3 separate regions of the Homo sapiens genome follow, and regions 1 and 2 are each linked to region 3. Evidence: chromatin contacts called from ENCODE Hi-C or POLR2A ChIA-PET data. All regions are on one chromosome and are shown on one strand. The core of a region is the stretch at or near the end of the contact, and the rest is flanking DNA. Distances in the headings are between cores, read along the strand shown. Region 1 has its middle 3.6 kb from the start of DDX47. Region 2 has its middle 18 kb from the start of CDKN1B. Region 3 overlaps ETV6 (ETS variant transcription factor 6).

Region 1 (4,331 bases), core at 1,787-4,286, 970 kb before region 3:
TGAAATCCAGTCTCTACTAAAAACACAAAAATTAGCCAGGCATGGTGGCCTGTGCCTGTAATCCCAGCTACTCGGGGGGCTGGGGCAGGAGAATTGCTTGAACCCCGGAGGCGGAGGTTGCAGTGAGCTGAGATCATGCCATTGCACTCCAGCCTGAGTGACAGCGCAAGACTCCGTCTCAAAAAAAAAAAAAAAAGGATAATAAATACACAAAGCAAGAGAGGAGACTTGTGATGCCAGTGTGCTTGACCTGAGAATTGTGAGGAACTCAACTCAATGTGCCTGCCGACCTCCCCACCACCACAACTAAAAAAGGGCCCTGATTTAGGCATCACAGCAGTGTCTCAACAACAAAAAGGGTAGGATGTGGTCAGAGAATTGGGCTCAGCTCAGACTCTGCAGGACCCTGTTGTAAAAGGTCTGGGGTTTTGGATGTTATCCTAAATGCAGAAGGAAGCCACTGGGGGTTTAGAGCAGGGAAGAGACATGATCTACACATTTAAAATATTACTCTAACTCTATATGGAGATAGGCTGTAGAAAGAGTGAGAAAAGGAGACCATCTAAGACAGCGGTCCCCAACCTTTTTGGCACTAAGGACTGGTTTCGTGGAAGACATTTTTTGCACAGAATTGGGGCGGGGATGGTTTCAGGATGATTCAAGCACATTACATTTATTGTGCAGTTTATTTCTATTATTATTACATTGTAATATATAATGAAATAATTGTACAACTTGCCATAATGTGGAATCAGTGATAGCCCTGAGCTTGTTCTCCTGCAACTAGATGGTTCCATGTGGGGGTAATGGGAGACAGTGACAGATCACCAGGCATTAGATTCTCATAAGAACCACGCAACCTAGATCCCTTGCAATAGGGATTGTGCTCCCAAGCGAATCTAATGCCGCAGCTGATTTACCAGGAGGCGGAGCTCAGGTAGTAATGCTTGCTCACCTGCTACTCACCTCCTGCTGTGCAACTCAGCTCCTAACGGGCCACGGACTGGCACCAGTCCATGGCCCAGAGGCTGGGGACCCCTGATCTATGTTGGGAAAAGGGCTTGTGGGGTGCCTGCATAAACGGGCCATAAAAATATGGGACAATAAGTTGTGGCAAGTCACAAAAGGCCTCTGAGGAGGAAAGCCTTCTTATCGCCATTATGTTCCCATGCTCTGAGCGCAACCTGCTCTCTTATCTATAAACACTGTGTTCAAGGAGAAAGACACTCCTTTGAAGCATTGAAATGTGGACAGACGTTCAGGCTCCTAGTTAAGCCCACTCCCACTAGCTACTCTTCGATAAGTTAAAGATATGCTGTTTGAGAACAAAGGAGACTCATTTAAACAGCCATTGCTATAGATTACGCCTATGACATACTGCCTCCCTTTCACTGTTTCACCCTAAACATCTGCTTCTTAGATCTAAGGGATTGTACTCAATAAATAGAGTGAAGACCAGAACTCTGGGCCTTTTGCAGCCTCCATTTTGCAATTGGCCCCCCGGCCCCCACTCTTTATGCACTCTTAACCTGTCTCTTCTCATTCCTTTGTTGCCACCGGACTTTGGGTACCCTACGGGTGGTGTTGAGGCTGGTCCCCAACAATCTAAGAGACAAGGGATGATCTTCATACCCCTGGCTCTAAGCACAGGCCCTGGCAAGAAGTGGATGCTCTGGAAATGCTGCCTGGCTGAAGTAAAACAGCAAAGCATTGGGATCAGGAACCATAGCAGACCAGAGAGGACTTCACTCTTTGTTTTTTAGGGAGTGAGGTTTTTCCATATTTAAGATTACATTCCTGGCCGGGCACAGTGGCTCACACCTATAATCCCAGCACTTTGGGATGCCAAGGCAGGTGGATCATTTGAGGTCAGGAGTTCAAGACCAGCCTAGCCAACATGGTGAAATCCTGTCTCTACTAAAAATACAAAAATTAGCCAGGCATAATTGCGGACACCTGTAATCCCAGCTACTTTGGAGGCTGAGGTAGGAGAATAGCTTGAACCTGGGAGGCAGAGGTTGCAGTGAGTCGAGGTCGTGCCACTGCACACCAGCCTGGGCAACAGAGTGAGACTCTGTCTAAAATATATATTTTTTAATTTTATATATATATGTATATATATATATATATACACATATATATGTAGTAAAAAAAGATTACACTGCTGCAGAATAGGCTGGGGACTTTGGTCTTTTTACATTAGTTCACTCCAAGTTACAGGAAAGGAGAGAAAATACACACTGCATAAGACAACAGGTCACCCTGAAATTGATTCTATTGGGCAGTCACAGGCATACAATTATGCTAGCCCAGTCTAAGGCATTCCATCTCTCTATTTAGCCCTCCTCATGGCTACCATCTCATTCTCCTATGACTTGGAATTGGGCCACTCTAGATGGTCTCCAAAGTCAATACATATGCTTTGGGATAAGGGGAAGTCAACTTCTCCCAAAGAGAATCTACCCAGCTAAATTGGGCTCTTCCTCTTCCTCTTCTCTGTTACATAGACCGGCTGGGGAGTTTGTATTCCTCTTTTGACAGAGGAGGAACTCTAGTCCCAGAGAGTAAAGAGACACAAGAGTAAAGAAAGAGTAAAGATCACAAGAGACAAGAATAGAAGCCAAGCCTCTTAGACTGGGGGCAATGGTTCACACCTGTAATGCCAGCAATCTGGAAGGCTGAGGTAGATGGATCACCTGAGGTCAGGAGTTCAAGACCAGCCTGGTCATCATGGTGAAACCCCGTCTCTACTAAAAATACAAAAATTAGCTGGGTGTGGTATTGTGAGCCTGTAATCCCAGCTACTCGGGAGGCTGAAGCAGGAGAATTGCTTGAACCTGGGAGGTGGAGGTCGCAGCAAGCCGAGATCATGCCACTGCACTCCAGCCTGGGCAACAGAGCAAGACTCCGTCTCAAAAAGAAAAAAAAAAAAAGCCAAGTCTCTTGAGACCAGACCAAAACTTTTACCAAAGAGAGCATCATCTTACATAATCGAAAGCAGCTTTCTTCTTCAAAAGCAGCCACACAGACTTTTCTGTAAAAACAAAGAGAGAAAGCAGCTGCAGTATTTATTTTGCTTCCCCTTGACTCATCCTGTGATTGCATTTAGGAGAGTGGAATGGGAAAGAAGAGCTGAGAGGAGAGGATCCTGATTGGGGAGCAAGGGGAAGCAGAGATAAAAAGCCTGAAAAGGGGACTCAGATGGAAACAACTGGAAGGTCTATAAATTTGCATATCATATACCTTCTAAAGTTACCTGAGTTTTGTTCGAATGCGTTACAGAAAAGAAAAGGAATCACCCATAAGATGTCTGGGGGTGCCTGCTGCTTTAAAGAGAACCGATTTAAGCCTTTCAACTGCAGTTGTAACATCAAACCCTGTTGATTTTAGCCAAGCAAGTCTTTTCTGTTTGTTCTTGGATAATTCAGACACAGGCTGTTTTTAAAACTTCCTCTGGTGTCAGTGTCCCCAGGGTATCGAGGGCCGTGAAGAGGATGTGGCATGCAGTGACAGCAGCGTCAGCGCTGCTCAGTTCTTTAGTCTGTTCCTGCCAGCAAAGTTTGGGCCTTGGAACAGCACCTACCCCAGTGACCAGATTCATGTCAGACTGACAGGATGACCATAGGTGGGTTCCAAAGAGGAAAGCCTGCAGTAGCCGAGATGATTGTCTGCTTTTGACTATTCCTATCAGGTTGAAGCAGTTTGGATATTTATACTCTGGGAATGGAAATAATAGAGGTCCATTCTAGTCACTGAGCCACGTCATATCCTGTACTTTCAGAACAATGAGAAAGGTTAAAGAGGAAATCTAAATAAACACTCTAAATGATGAGGGAGGAAAAGCAAGCCCGAAACAATATATGGGCTCCAGAAGGAGAGGTCGAAGGGCCTGACCCCATCTTACTCAAAGGTTTTCATGAGCCCCAGACTCCTTTGCCTTCATGCACCTCTTCTTCCACAAAAAAGTATTAAAAATTATATTTTACAACTGCATTAGTATACAGATAAATATATTAATGTTATGTATTAAAACTTGTTCTCCGAGTTAACAAATTTTTTTTTTTTTTTTAGTTTTTAGAAACAGGCTCTCTCTGTTGCCCAGGCTGGAGTACAGTGAGTTCTGATTGTGCCACTGCAACCTTGAACTCCTGGACTCAAGTGATCCTCCCACCTCGGCCTCCCAAAGCACTGGGATTACAGGTGTGAGCCACCTGGCCCCCCCTCCTTTTTTTTTTTTTTTGAGATGAGGTCTCACTCTGTTGCCCAGGCTGGAGGACAGTGGCATGATCTCAGCTCATTGCAACCTTTGCCTCCCAAGTAGCTGGGACTAC
Region 2 (4,911 bases), core at 155-2,654, 900 kb before region 3:
GGAGGACTGCCTGAGCCCAAGAGGTCGAGGCTGCAGTGAGCCATGATCATGCCACTGCACTGCAGCCTGGGCAATAGAGCAAGACTCCATGTGTCTTAAAAAAAAAAAAAAAAAAAAGGACTTGCTTGCTCTGGTGAGTATGGGGAGAGCCTCTCCTCATGTGTAGGAGTGGCAGCATATTCCAGAGTAAAAACATAATAATAAAATAGTGAACACATGCATAGCTACTACTTTATGCAGGCCTTGTTGTAAGTTCTTTACATATATTCAATGTTTTTCTCATAGAAAGACATTCTTAAGACTGTGAAGAGAGAAGAAAAGCAGGAAACAGAATTAAGGTATTTAAGGTACTTAGTCCAGGGCCTGGCACATAGTAGGCACTCATTATTGTTGTTGCCAACAAAAGGTCTCAAGAGAACATTCAGTCCCCTTCCTCCCCCTAGATAACGACCCTCCATATTCTGAAGCATTCACTGAATCTTGCTCCACTATCGTGCAGCCACATTCCCACGGTTGAACAAATCCCACGGAAGACATCAGTAGGAACTACAGCTCTACTCAGGTAGTTAACACCAACCCTGGGCCCCCCAGCTTGGATCCTCAGCTGAGGATATGCCAAAGATAAGCGCCCAGCTCCCTCCTTCTCACTTTCTATCAGTACTCTCTCTTGAGTGTAGATTTGTTTTATTTTGTTTTACTGGAGAAGGGGAGGAGGAGAGGTGGAGGCAAAAAAGGGGAAAGGAAACAGAGAAGGTAAGATGCAGGAATTATTTCAGGTCTCAGTTTGGCAGGGGCTCATATGTAAAGCTATTATGTTCGAGAAATATAAAAGACTAATACTTTTCCTAAAGATTGAAACAGAAACAGTGGTGATTGGACTGGGAATTATACCTCACTTCAATGAACTCCAAAAGAACTTGAGTTGATTGCTGAAGAAGTGAACAAATAGTGATCAATTTGCTGACAACTGTAAAAGCGTATGGGGTGGGTCACAGCCATTATAGCTTCCTGTGGAGTCAGTGGCCAACTCTAGGTTGTTACCCCACTGTAGCCAGCAGAGGTCTCTCTTTTATTAATCTTCAATTTAAAAAAAAAACCTCTGGGTTGTTTATTTCTATTATCCTTTTGAAGTCTCTTTCTAAAGCCAAATAAATAATGAATCATTTGGCCAAAACATCTTCGAATACTGAATCTAGTCACTTAGTAAAAATGAAAGACAAAAATGCTGAGCTACTTGAAGCAAAAGATTCAGTATTCACCTCTAAGCTATTCATTTGCTTAGAAGATTCACGCCAATCGCACAGCCAAAGAGCAAAACATGGGCCAGACTCTAAAACAGCAATGAGCAACTGGCTGAGTATGACAAAGAAAAGGGAGCTCCAGCTAAGACTGGTAGCGGGGTGGAGCAGGAGGCTGGCGAGGTCCACTTCTTCGGATCTCTGGTTCAGTAGCTGACACCAAGCAGGGCTCTTCCTTGAATGCACTCCTTCAAAAGCCTCAGATATACCACTTGTGACCACATCCCCTCTAACGGCCCAAGCACTACACATTACACCCTCCTTACTTAATGAAATCAAGAGTTTTGGTTTTTGAAAACTCGATTGTTTATGTTAAGCAGCATCATGGAGAACTATCAAGGCGAAAGCTTGAACTTTCTTTCCCACGTCCTATTGGGATAACCCCAACATAAGACTAAGGATTTCAATTAATATTAGATAAAGTGAGGAAACAATAAAATTTATTTGAAGCTGCTCAAGTCACTCTCTTATTTTATTTTATTTATTTATTCTTTTGAGACAGGGTCTCAGTCTGTCACCCAGGCTGGAGTGCAGTGGCGTGATCATGGCTCACTATAGCCTTGACCTCCCAGGCTCAGGTGATTCTCCCACCTCAGCCTCCCAAGTAGCTGGGACTACAGGTGCACACCACCATGCCCAGCTAGTTTTTTTGTTTTGTTTTGTTTTTTTTGAGACAGACTCTCACTCTTATTGCCCAGGCTGGAGTGCAGTGGCGTGATCTTGGCTCACCGCAACCTCCTCCTCCTGGGTTCAAGCAGTTCTCCTGCCTCAGCCTCTCGAGTAGCTGGGATTACAGGCACACACCACCACGCTCACCTAATTTTTTGTATTTTTAGTAGAGACGGGGTTTCACCAGGCTGGCCAGGCCAGTCTTGAACTCCTGAGTGATCCACCCGCCTCAGCCTCCCAAAATGCTGGGATTACAGGCATGAACCACTGCTCCCAGCCTAGTTGTTTGTATTTTTAGTAGAGATGGGGTTTTGCCATGGTACCCAGGCTGGGTTCAAGTGATCCACCTGCCTCAGCTTCTCAAAGTGCTGACATTACAGGTGTGAGCTTATTTTATTTTAGTTTAGAGACAAGATCTCACTCTGTCACCCAGGCCTGAGTGGCAGTGGTGGATTATAGCTCACTAAAACTGTGAATTCCTGGGCCCAAGCGATCCTCCTGCTTCAGCTTCCCAAGTAGGTATGACTACAGGTGCTCACCACCATGCCTGGCTTATTTATTTATTTATTTATTTATTGTAGAAATGAGGCCTCACATTGTCCAGGCAGGTCTTCGATGCCTAACCTCGAATGATCCTCTTCGGCCTCCCAAGCAATCCACTTTGGCCTCCCAAAGCACTGAGATTGCAGGCATCAGCCACTGTGCCTGCCAAGTCACCTTTAAATTATCCAGTGGCTTCCCATTGCACTTAAAGTCCAAAATTCCTAATGTGGCTTAAAAAGCCCATCACTCCAGCCACAGCACTCATTCCTTCTGCCATTGGCTCACTGCCCCCCAGCCACAAGCACATTCTTTCAAAGCTCTTCTCTGACTTGCAGCCTTGGACTGTGTTCTGCTTGGCTCACTCTCCTTCCTTTCCTCCTTTCAACTGGTTAACTCATGCTCAGCTTCCAGGTCTCAACTTGAAAGTCATTTCTTTAGGAGGGATTCTCTAACCCTCGCTCTAGGTCAGGGCCCCTGTTTCAAACTCTTACAGCATCCTACAGGCAGCCACTGGAACATAGGGGAAGGCACTGCAGGTGAGGGGGATGGAATGGCATTTTTTATTTTGTTTGTTTGTTTGTTTTAGAGATGGGGTCTTGTTCTGTTGCTCAGGTGGACTGGAACTCCTGGGCTCAAGGGATCCTTCCACCTCAAACTCCCGAGTAGCTGGGACTATAAGTGGCTGCTCAGCTAAAGGGAGTGTTGGTGGATTTTTAAAGGCCCTTTTCTTTTCAGTAAACACAGGCTGGCTTGGGGAAAGAGTTTCGATTTTAGCCCCTGCTTGCTTCCTCAGTTAGTCACCTTGTCTGGGATCCAAACTGCTACAGCATGAAGCAGAAGCTCTGAGGTCCCTTCATGGCACTCATCCTTCACAACACTCACCTAAATTCCATGGAATAATTACAGCTGTGACGCCTTGTGGAGCTCCAGGAGGCCAGCGCTCCTGTTTGTGACCTTGAAGCCCACAGAGCCTGGCCTTAGTAAAGGCTCCCAGAGACTGCACGCGACAATGCAGCAATATCTGGCACTACTAAGCAACCATTAGGTTACACATTCACGTGCTTTTTTTCTAGTGAGATTATAAACGTTTATTGTTCAGCCTACGCTATTATAAGATCATCTTCTTTTGATTCTGAATATGTGGTTTGTGGCCAAAAATCAGGACTCTAGCTTCCCTGAAAAATAACCTGATCCACAGGGATGGAATGTGTGATCTTGACTAGGAAACAAGAATCACAGAGCTGTAAGCCAGAAGGAATCTATAAATCATCTTCGTTTAACTTCCCCACTTTACAGGAAATCAAGAATTAGAATATTCTCATCTGCAAAATGGAAAGAATCGATACAGTGGTCTCCCATAGCCAATATTCTGAGATTCTAAGATTTGCCCCAGGTCAGTCACATGGAGAGGGACAGCCAAAGATTAGTCGGCTAACTTGAAATGTAAAACTATTTTCCCAGCACTATGTCCTAAGTAACTAATCTAAGGCAGGGAGTTGATCTGGTGAATTCCCAGGCGGATTCCCTGAGTGTGCCAAGTGCCAAAGATCAAGGAATGTGAGTTTTGGGATCATGTTACCAGTAAAATCCCATATGGCAAAAAGATGGAATAACCTCAATTTTCCATGGTTTGTTAAGATATCCTTGAGTTAATGGGGATAATATTTATACCTCATTTATGTGCCCCAGAAGCCAAACCATGTACACAAACATGCATACACTCCTCATAACTCATGTACAGATTTAATGGCATCTGAAGTTAGATAGAAAAATGGAGGAAAAATTATTAAAGAAATGCCTTGTGCTCTGCTAATGTCCGAAAAGAATGAGACCGTATGTGAGACATAAAAACTCTGATTCCATGTTCAAGAAATTGTAAAAATAATTATTTCAAATTTGAAATACCGGCTGGGCGCGGTGGCTCACGCCTGTAATCCCAACACTTTGGGGGACAGAGGAGGGCAGATCACCTGAGGTCAGGAGTTTGAGATCAACCTGGCCAACATGGAGAAACCCTGTCTCTACTAAAAATACAAAAAATTAGCTGGGTGTGGTGGCACTCATCTGTAATCCCAGCTACTCAGGAGGCTGAGGCAGGAGAATTGCTTGAACCCAGGAGGCGAAGGTTGCAGTGAGCCGAGATCGTGCCACTGCACTCTAGCCTCGGCAACAGAGCGAAACTCTGTCTCAAAAAAAAAGAAAAAAAATTGAAATACCTTCATGGTTTTTTCCTTGTTAAAATCTACTGTTAAAAATGCAAACAGTACATAAATGTTTAAGGGAAAGTCTCTTCATAATCCTGCCCTCAGAAATAGGAACTACAGATGTTAATGTGGTGGGTAACCTTCAATTGTATGCCTATATACATGTGAATTTTTAAATTTTTCACAAAAATACATTC
Region 3 (4,350 bases), core at 1,764-4,263:
TGGCTCATGCTAGCATAATCTTCCTTCAACTTCCTTCCATCGTCATCCCTTCCTTGTGATGACTCACTGTTGGGATTTCTTGGGCCGGGTGAGGGGTGTTAAAGACCAACCACTAACTAAGAGACTTTCCAAGTTGGGCATATGCCAAGAGTCCAGACTCTCACCTGAATGAGGAGATCGATAGCGAAAGTCCTCTTTGGTCAGCAGCAGGAGAGCTTTGCCATTCATTTCAAACGTGTTGCTGTCAATTGGCCTTAAAGAAAACTCATTTTCAGCCCACTTGAGCCACTGGGCTACGTCATCCCTGCTCCAGTAAATTGGCTGCAAGCCTGTTGGAGAGAGCATGAGGCAGAAAGAAAGAGAGAAAGGTCTTGTCAGTTAGACAGCTGGAATAAAGGGAGAAGGTCTCTGAATAGTTAACAAAATGAGTCTCCACATCTCAAGAGCCCTTATGTTCAACTCTGAGTCCCCTCTCCAGCCCTTGTTTGAGCCGCCCCACTGGGGGCTTCTCGAAGCCCAGAAGCAGCCTCCAAGAGGAGTCCAGGGAGCAGTTTGTACACCAAACCCTACTCTGGGGTGTGCTGTCAGATTAACTTTTTATTTAGAGGCAAAATGAGAAAAAGATCTTTTATGTGTTTAAGGGATGGTAGGTCTTAGAGACCTGCCCTTCCTTGCCCAGTTCCAGGGGCTGTTCCAGGGTGCCCACAGCACCCACAGGGGCTCAGAACTATGACACGTGTCAGTGTGGTTGGAGGGTCCTCAGATTCAGAGCTGATCTGATTGCAGCCCAGCGTCCTTCTGAAGAAAGAATGTTCCAGAGCTGAGCTTGACCTTCCAGAGCTGCCAAATAATGAAATGTTCCCTGAAACTTCTTCCAGGAAGAGCAATTCACTCAGCCTCTGGGAAACCATCAGGCTGGCCTCTGGCAATAAGAGGGCAAAGTAAGGATAAAAGGTCTTCTGCCTTTTTATTCTACTCACTGACATTAGAGCTTCCTGGTGGGGTGGTACTTGAACTCTGAGTAGGAACCAAGTGGGCAGGAGGGGGGTACAGAGCAGGGGCTGAGAGGTTGGCTCAGGTTGGCTCTCTGGGAGCCTGACTGTAAGTCTATAGTTTTATTTTATTTTGCTGTTGTGAGAAATCTTTGATAAGTTAGAACAGTGGTTCTCAAAATGTGATCTTGGGACCCATCAGGGTTCCCGAGACCTTTGTAGGGTGCCTATGAAGTAAAACATCTTGTCATAACAATATTAATTATTTGCCTTTTTCGCTCTCATTCTTTCTTAGGTGGAATGTTCTAGAAGGCATATGATGTGATCTTGCAACAGATTGAATGCAGAAACAGAGATGAGCGTCCAGCCATCTTCCATTAAGCCAGATTTTAAGAGACTTTCAAAAATGTGTAACAATGCTACTCTTCTCACAAATTATTTTTGGTTTGGGAAAATATATTTTAAAATATGTTTGCATTAATATAGAGTTGGCTATTTTACTTGCTAAATTCATAAATATTTTGTAAATACCCAGGTTTAATTTATGTAATAATATGGTAACTACAGATAACTATAACCCATATAAGCAAAAGCTCTTTGGGGTCTCCATTAATTTTTAAGAATCAAAAGGAGACATGAGACCAAATTTAAGAACTGCTGGGTCAGAAGAAGCTGGATGTTCAATGGATCTTCATTCTCTAAAATCACATGGTGTGAATCAATAGCTCAAACAGAGCAATGGCATCAGTGTTGCTAAGAGGAGCTTCCGTCTCTCACTATAAGTTACTTAAACTTGCTACGAAGACTTCACAAGTGTGTTATAAAAGTGTCCCTCAGTTTGATCCTGGAAAAAATTACCTTTCATCCTAAACCAGGCATGCCAAAGAACAATCTGGTTTGCTATATGGGGCTGCTCTTCCTACCTGCTGAAGTGGGGAACAAACGGCTCAAATGCCCTGGAAAATGTCCAGGGCCTCTGGGCATGATTGTCTTCCAAGTGGCTCCTTTGCAAAGTGTAGTTTTGAGGAATGGTAGTTGGCTTCCTCTAAACCTGTGGAAGTCCCCTCAAAACCAAAATTCCTTTTTTGTAGTGCACCAAAAAAAGAACTACTGGGCACTGGAAATCATTAGAGATGAGCATTTAAGAGCTTTTTTCTTGGTGTTTTTAGGATAATTTTTTTTTCACATGGAAACAAATTAGAATTTCAAATAATAATTTATGGTGCATTACTGCTTTATGATCTTTAGAATAAAATACAGCCACTAAAAGTTTTTGTTTTTGACTCCTGACTGGCCAGAAAGTGATGCCTATTAAAAACAGTCCATGGATATGGGAAGTACCAGCTCTCTCCAATGACCTTGAAAACACGTATCTAGAATCACAGGGAGGTGGGAGTGGCAGTGAGGGTTACTCAGCAAAATCTCAGTTTTTGAACTGGTAAAAACCTTAAACCTAACTCCTTACTGTCAATGGTGTCACCTTTGAACAAGAATGGCGCTGCGATTTGTTATTATGGACCTTCCTCTCCTTCACACAGGGAGTTCCCATTAGGGGACACATGTGAAGGTCTGGTTCCTCAGGCCTAGGAAGGTGCCTGGAGGTGAGAGGTCCAGTGAGCAGAAGATGCTCAGGCAGAAACAGGAAAAAGTACAGGGTGGCTTATTGGAAACATGGGCCCCAAAGCAAATACAGAACTGAATCCTGCTTGGGAGGGGAATTGAGAGTAAAATGCTGAAGTTTCTGCAGAGGACACGCTGCAACGGAGGGAGGTGGGTGAGAAGGGGGTGGGGGATGCAAGTAGTAATTTGAGGTTCTTTATATTCTATGGAAGAAAATACTCATGAGTAATCTTTTCCCTAAATACAAGAAGAGTCACACTCCAAACAGCTCTGCCGGTTAAGCACAACAGTTTCTCTTTTCACTTCCCATTAATGTCTCCCACAGCCCAGCCCCTGAAGCAACCAGGGCCACCGTGTGGAAACCCCCTCACCAGGAACCGATGCAAATGCCCTCGGCTTATGTACAAGAGGAACCCAGCAAGTTACAGGGGAGACTGTGGTGATCCCAGCAGTCATACAAAAGTGATCTTGACAGAGCAAGCCACCTGCTCGAGGCCACTCAATACATTTATCAGCGTCGCTGCTCTTCCTTTAGCATAAAGAGTGAAGTAGGTGGACACGTTCACCGAGCTGGAAAGAGGCTGGATAAACTTTGGTGTTCAAAGTCAAGTCCCACTGTTATTTCCTTTGTAATTCAATAGAATAAAAAGGTTGTGGTGTAGAATTGAGGGGGGAAAAAGCCCCTTTTCCTTAAACCTAAAGCCCTTAAGACCTTGTGTGTTAGCGTGTCTAAATGGGATAGAGCCTTGCACCTGGAGGCAATTCTAATCAGGCTGATTTAATTTACTTAATAGTCATTTACTAAGCACTACTATGCACCTAGTACTGCTCTAAGCACTTTATATGAATAGATATTAGCTCATTCAACTGCATGCTCACACAACCCTATGATAGGGATTCAGATTAGGAAACTGAGGCCCAACGCATTTAAGGGACTTGCCCAAGGTCACATAACCCTAGTAATGACAGAAGCGGAGATCTGAACCCAGGCAATCTGGTTCCAGAATCTGTGCTCTTATCCATCACACTGTACTTCGACATGCATGTCCCATCCAGATCCAGAATTGAGACTGGTTTTGAACATCCATTAGGGATTCAAAAAAGACTGAGTGAATTGACTCCTACCCATCCAAGACTTAGATCCTTGGAGACTTTCTCAAATTATCAACAGACTAAAAATATAGCCAAAAAATCTGTAGATCCCTGGAGAAGTAGATTTATAAATGGGAAGAGGAGGGAGGTGTAGGTGGGACTCTGCTTTTAATGCATCCAGGAATAAAGTCCTCCCTTCACAGGCTACTTGCTCCCAGGCACTCATGGGTGCTTGGTCTTGAGAGTCTTACACGGCTCACAGCTGCAAATGGAACAGAAGCTGCATGGGCAGAATGAGGGAGGCACATACATAACTTGCTTTATTTACGGCCATCTCTTGCAACTTTAATTCAACAAAGTCAAAGAATATAGATGTTAATGATCATTAGGAAAAGGAAAAAAAGGAGAGAAGGAGAGAGACCATTACTCTGCACCTATATTATACTATTCCCTGTGCGCATAGCGTGCCTCTTGAGGGCCATTTACTAAGATCAGCATTTTTAATGCCAATTAGTTTCAGAGAATATTTGAAAAGAATTTTGTACAGAGAAAGTGAACTGCTGTGATTAAGAAAGTTACTAAAAATTCTACTGTACTTCTCCCCTCTCCCGAGTAGGTCCAGTATATTGTGTCATATCCTTCAGTG

What was found. Hi-C counts contacts between places; a loop is a spot of excess contacts on that map. ChIA-PET counts read pairs that join two places held with the same protein, here RNA polymerase II (POLR2A). Pooled maps may share reads with other maps.
Region 1: a loop to region 3 is called in a pooled map, with 4 times the contacts of the local background. The contact joins two enhancer-like sites. A Hi-C loop is called at or near these places in 2 of 50 pooled maps. POLR2A ChIA-PET finds 5 or more read pairs at or near these places in 2 of 52 experiments (GM12878 and HEK293).
Region 2: a pooled map shows a loop between it and region 3 (2.3-fold over the local background). The contact joins two enhancer-like sites. A Hi-C loop is called at or near these places in 2 of 37 single-sample maps with no recorded cell type and 2 of 50 pooled maps. POLR2A ChIA-PET finds 5 or more read pairs at or near these places in 1 of 52 experiments (activated T-cell).

Annotation. Positions count from the first base shown.
Region 1 is chr12:12,807,561-12,811,891 of GRCh38, reverse strand. No RefSeq gene overlaps it. Among named protein-coding and RNA genes, the nearest start is that of DDX47, 3.6 kb to the left of the region's middle. Within about 2 kb of position 3,036, at least 31 of the 41 ENCODE cell types and tissues checked have a DNase peak (open chromatin) inside an H3K27ac peak, as active enhancers do; they include GM12878, where a contact is called at or near this core.
Region 2 is chr12:12,733,409-12,738,319 of GRCh38, reverse strand. It overlaps a transcript of APOLD1 not described here. Among named protein-coding and RNA genes, the nearest start is that of CDKN1B, 18 kb to the right of the region's middle. Within about 2 kb of position 1,404, at least 13 of the 41 ENCODE cell types and tissues checked have a DNase peak (open chromatin) inside an H3K27ac peak, as active enhancers do.
Region 3 is chr12:11,835,119-11,839,468 of GRCh38, reverse strand. It overlaps ETV6 (ETS variant transcription factor 6), which reads right to left. Exons shown (of 8, transcript NM_001987.5): 3 at 165-329. Among named protein-coding and RNA genes, the nearest start is that of ETV6, 190 kb to the right of the region's middle. RefSeq lists enhancers at 1-1,053, 2,825-3,054. Within about 2 kb of position 3,013, at least 15 of the 41 ENCODE cell types and tissues checked have a DNase peak (open chromatin) inside an H3K27ac peak, as active enhancers do; they include GM12878, where a contact is called at or near this core.